Regions from separate parts of the Homo sapiens genome. Here region 2 is linked to region 1. The links are chromatin loops, found by intact Hi-C in ENCODE. Cell type or tissue: K562. All regions are shown on one strand. Region 1 overlaps SND1 (staphylococcal nuclease and tudor domain containing 1). Region 2 overlaps SND1 (staphylococcal nuclease and tudor domain containing 1).

Region 1 (2,500 bases):
TTGGGTTGGCTGTTTTGAAAGTTCTTTACACTGAGAAAATGTGAGTATGTCCTAAACTATGAATAATTCAAAAATCTGACTAAAAGATCCAGTAATACCCTACTGTCCTGAACATTTCCTTTATATTATATATGAAAACTGTTTTCTGAACAGTGTAGGAATGGAGAGGTTTGTGTTTTGTTACAGGCTTATTCATTTACTTTTACCTATGTAGTACCTCCATTTTTATTTCATAAGTTGTCTTGGGGAATGCTTCTCTTTGTCCTACTCCCCCAACCCCACAAAGATCTAGCAGAAGAGGAAAGTCCCAGTACATTGGTACTCCTGGATGCAGAGGTCCTTCCCGCCCTCAGCAGAAGTCCTGAGCAATGCATGGATGCCTGAATGTGGGCCCACGACCTCCCACCTCATGCAGCTCTTACCTTCCAGGCAGCCTCTATCTTGCCCACAGTGCACGACAGTGCAGGAACTCTCCTGGAGCTGAGCCACCGCTGGGATGGCCGCAGTTGAACTGGTTTTTTGTGCCTTTTACCTGTTCCCTTGATCATGAGTTTTAGCTCAGATAACCAGGTATTTTGAAGACGTGATTGTCCTTGGCCCTGCCCCATCCCTTCCCTTTAAAGTTTTAAATTTTTTTCATGTCTTTTCTTTGGCCAGAATTTCTCTATCCCCTGCATGCCTTCCTCGGTTACCATAAATCTGCATTATCCTAGGAAAGATGAAGCCCACAGATTGTACGATTTCAGAGTACTTCCTGGGCCCCTGTGTGATCCGACAGAGGCCTGGTCATCAAGTTGGACTTCCCTATGTGAAACCATAAACTAACCTGAGGAAGATACTGAGGGGAGAGGGGCTGTGTAACGGTGACTGCCTCTAGGCCAGCCTTCTGCCAGGCAGAGAACAGGAAGCTGGCATGCAGGGTGTCTGGCACTGGTAAAATGACACCATGTTTGTAAGTGCATTGTCCTGGCTTTTGGTGGGCCGTGCAGGAGTTCCTGCCTGAATTATAGTCTTTCCATCTCATATCTTCATGTGGAGCCCTCAAGCTTTAGACAAGTCTTTTATCTCCGTTTTCAGGTGGCTCCCATTATCTTGAGACCTCATAATGCTGCTTTCCTTAAATTTGTTTTACACTGACGCTAGTCAGCACAGAGCTACTCACATTTCTGGCCACCACTCGGCTCCATTATCTTGACTTCTCTCCTGCCCTCTTACGTTGCATTTCTTCTTTTACACCACTGTTTTACATGTTGCTCCTCCTTAGCCATTGGTTCCTGTTGGCTTTTGTTCTTTTACCTGAGTTGGAAATCTGGGAAGACAATTCCAACTCAGTGGTCTGGGCATTCTGGTGGTGCTGCCAACCCCAGGGCAGGAAGAACAGTGAGTGAGATACTGTGCCATTACCTGCTTCTCCAGCCTTGAAGCCCAAAGCAGCCAAATAACTCTCAAATGACGATCACTTTTACTCAAAAAAAAAAAAAAAAAAAAAAAAAAAAAAAAAAAACAGTAAATTCAGTCTTTCTTTCTAGCCTGACTCCGCTGGTATTTAGGACAGGTGGGCAAATCTGTGCCACTGCCAGTTTTTACAATAAAGTTTCATTGAAACACAGCCATGCTAACTCTGTTTTTTCTTGTTGTTTGATTGTTTGAAACGGAGTCTCGCTCTGTCGCCCAGGCTGGAGTGCAGTGGCGCGATCTCAGCTCACTGCAACCTCTGCCTTCTGGGTTCAAGCAATTCTCCTGCCTCAGCCTCCCAAGTAGCTGGGATTACAGGCCTGCACCACCATGCTCGGCTAATTTTTTTTTTTGTTTTTGTATTTTTAGTAGAGACGGGGTTTCACCATATTGGCCAGGCTGGTCTCGAACTCCTGACCTTGTGATCTGCCTACCTCAGCCTCCCAAAGTGCTGGGATTACAGGCATGAGCCAACCGCGCCTGGCCTGGCCATGCTAATTCTTTCATGTATTGTCTATAACTGCTTTCATACTATAACAGCCGAGTTGTGTAGTTACGACAGAGGCTATATGGCTTGCAAAGCCTAAACTATTTACGATCTGTTCCTTTACCAAAAAGTTTGCTGACTACTGCTGCATATGGTATGCTGAATTGGGTTTAAATGGCTTGTAATAGCCCTGAAAATTTAAGTTGGCTCTCCTGTCCCCTGCCGTTGAGGCTGGACTGCATGAGATTATTGTATCTGTTGGCTGTAGCTGTGACTATGAGCTGAGTGCCATGTCCCATTGGATAGCATGTACTTGGTGACCCCTGACCCACATACAGCTGACTCTTTAAGGCAGTTCCCTGCCACACAGTCAAGGACAGGAAGATCTGGTGTGATTTCCCAGATGGGGAGTTGTGCCTATTACTAGCATCCCCCAGAAGTAGTGAGAGATAGCATTAGCTAATGGGTAAATAACTGGCTTAAAAGTGTAAACTCCTAGGTTTTCACACTCCAGTTTTTATGTGGTCCTGGATATGTGATTCTTTTCTGCCTTGGCAT
Region 2 (2,500 bases), 150 kb before region 1:
TAAGAGTACATGTTCAGTTCTATAAGAAATGACTAAACTATCTTCCAAAGTGGCTGTATCATTTTGCATTCCTACCATCAATGAATTAGAGTTCCTATTGCTCCACATCCTTGCCTGCCTTTGGTGTTGTCAGTGTTCTGAATTTTGACTATGCTACAACGAGCAGTGGTATCTCATTGTTGTTTAAGTTGGCAATTTTCTAATCACATGTAATGTAGAACATCTTTTCCTGTTCTTATTTGCCACTTGTATGTATTCTTTAGTAAGCTGTTTGGATCTTTTGCATTTTAAAATCAGGTTGTTTTATTATTGTTGAGTTTTAAGAGTTTTTTGTATATTTTAGATAAATGTTCTTTATTAGTTATGTCTTTTGCCAACATTTTCTCCCAGTCTGTTGCTCAGCTATTTCTTTTAATTGGTTTTAAAAATCTTAGATTCAGAAAACCAAACTGGAGTGAGCTGATCTTTCACAGTTGAGCAGGCACATGTGGCTGCTAGTGAGCTATGTTGCAGACTCTCAACCCTAATTCCCTTGATTCTTTGTTTCCAGGTCAATGTGACGGTGGACTACATTAGACCAGCCAGCCCAGCCACAGAGACAGTGCCTGCCTTTTCAGAGCGTACCTGTGCCACTGTCACCATTGGAGGAATGTGAGTGTTCTGGCTGGCATGGACTCAGCTGTCATCTCAAGTAGCTAAGAGTTCTTTGCTCATTTGAATCTTTCCTTCCTTTCACTCTGCTTTGCTTTCTCCTGCTCTTAACTCAGTGGTTTATAATTTTGTGCCTGTGTAGCACTTTATATTTGTAAGTACTTTATAATCACTCATTAGCTAATCGTATACTTTCATTATTGTAGTTATTTAAGATTTATTGGGCTCTGTGTGCCTGGCACTATGAAGTACACATCATTACTATTAATAATGCCATTTATTGAGTATCAAGCAGGCCCTAGATACTGTCTAAAATGGTCTCTGCATATTGGTTTAGGAAGTCTAGGTATAGAATAGCAGGTAACAAAGAGGGAAGAAGAGGAGAGGTTAATTGGACATTTTCTTGTATGTAATCAGTAGACGATGAGGTCATCCTATTCTGCTGTACTGGCTGTAACCTGGTTAGATTCCAAGGTCTGTTGGCAGCCAGGCTGAGGAAGAGTCTTTCAGGGGAGATATCTGATAGGGGAAGGAGGAAGCCTGCTGGGCCCTGCTTCCCCAATAAATATTACAACAGTCAGCCAGTCCCCAATAGCAATTCTTACTTTGCATAAAATATACCAGTATGGTAATTGTCTCCTTTTCCATTTAACAATCTTATATGCTAGTTGTTACCAAACTGTTATTTTTCATTTCTTTTAAGTGGGCATATTGATGGGGAAGAAAATAATAGGTTTGTCATCAAAACAAGGATTGTGTTACTGAAAGTACAGTGAAGCCACTTAGGAGAAGTACCTCCAAGCTATTGCAGGCCTCTGAAAGGAATAAGCATTTTGTAGCTGCTTAGCTTCATGAAAGTCTCCTAACAGGAGCCTCTTTCACCTCATTCGTGCTTTCACATTTGGAAATGACTATTTTTAGCCACTGCTACCGATCCTATATTTATTAATGTTGTTAATGTTCACACAACAATTGGAGGTTTCGTCTTTGCCAGGAGGCGCTCAGTATAGGCATTTGATGTTTACCTTCACGCCATCACAGGTTTTGTTAGAAGCAGGTTCTTGACAAATCAAGTAATATTTTTGAACTGGGAAAAACTAGGACATATTTTGGTCATTATTCTATCTGTATAAATTACAATAGTTATTTGTTACCAATTTGTTACCACTTCTTAGGAGTCAGTTGTATGCTTCCCTGTTGTAGAGACCTGGAATCTTAGTATTCTATCTAAATATTTTTACTGCCACAGAAAGCCATCTCCATAGATACTGCTGCTTTTAAGTACTGGTGAAAACAACTTCACTGTTGTACAAAACCACGTGTCTTTATTTTTGGCAGGTGGCCTCCACCAGTATTTAACATTCTATTAGAATGGATTATCTCCTTTAGTTACCACTGAAGAATATTTAAAAAATAAGTTTACACTGCTTAAAATGAGATATTCAGGGAGTATTTTATAGCAATCTTTTTATTTTTAAGATAATTTGAGACAGATAATTTAAAATACTTTACAGGGCAGAGTGTTGTGGCCATGCTTTGTGCCTTAAAACCTTGAGATCTCCACTGTGTTTATTTTGGCTTTGACAGAGATTACTCTTTCAGCCTTCCTCTCTGCAAATGTGGGGTAGCTGTCTGTTCTAGTCTGGGTTTCTATTACATTCTTGAGTCCTTGTAAGAAGGTGTCAATTCTGTTGGCTGTTTAACAACACAGGTTGGTTGGTCTTAATTGACAACCTACAATATCTATACTCCAGGTTTGTGCCAGAGATAATGAACTTGAATTTTCTGCTTCCCAGTTCTTGTAATTGGATTGTATGAAATATTCTTTTTTTTGTGATTTACCAAAGTA

The links. Peaks named below come from ENCODE experiments on the same cell type or tissue, not always from the same donor. Only the 100,000 strongest peaks of a DNase experiment are listed, where the experiment ranks them.
Region 2: it touches region 1 in a loop (2.5-fold over the local background); 1 of 110 quality-filtered maps calls a loop at or near these places.

The regions. Positions count from the first base shown.
Region 1 is chr7:127,993,082-127,995,581 of GRCh38, forward strand. The region is part of intron 16 of SND1 (staphylococcal nuclease and tudor domain containing 1); the gene reads left to right. Among named protein-coding and RNA genes, the nearest start is that of SND1-IT1, 3.2 kb to the right of the region's middle. In K562, no CTCF peak of the experiment used is centred here; DNase peaks (open chromatin) are centred at 1,110 and 2,259.
Region 2 is chr7:127,843,774-127,846,273 of GRCh38, forward strand. SND1 (staphylococcal nuclease and tudor domain containing 1) reads left to right here. Exons shown (of 24, transcript NM_014390.4): 12 at 551-651. Among named protein-coding and RNA genes, the nearest start is that of SND1-IT1, 150 kb to the right of the region's middle. In K562, a CTCF peak has its summit at 1,051; a DNase peak (open chromatin) is centred at 1,128.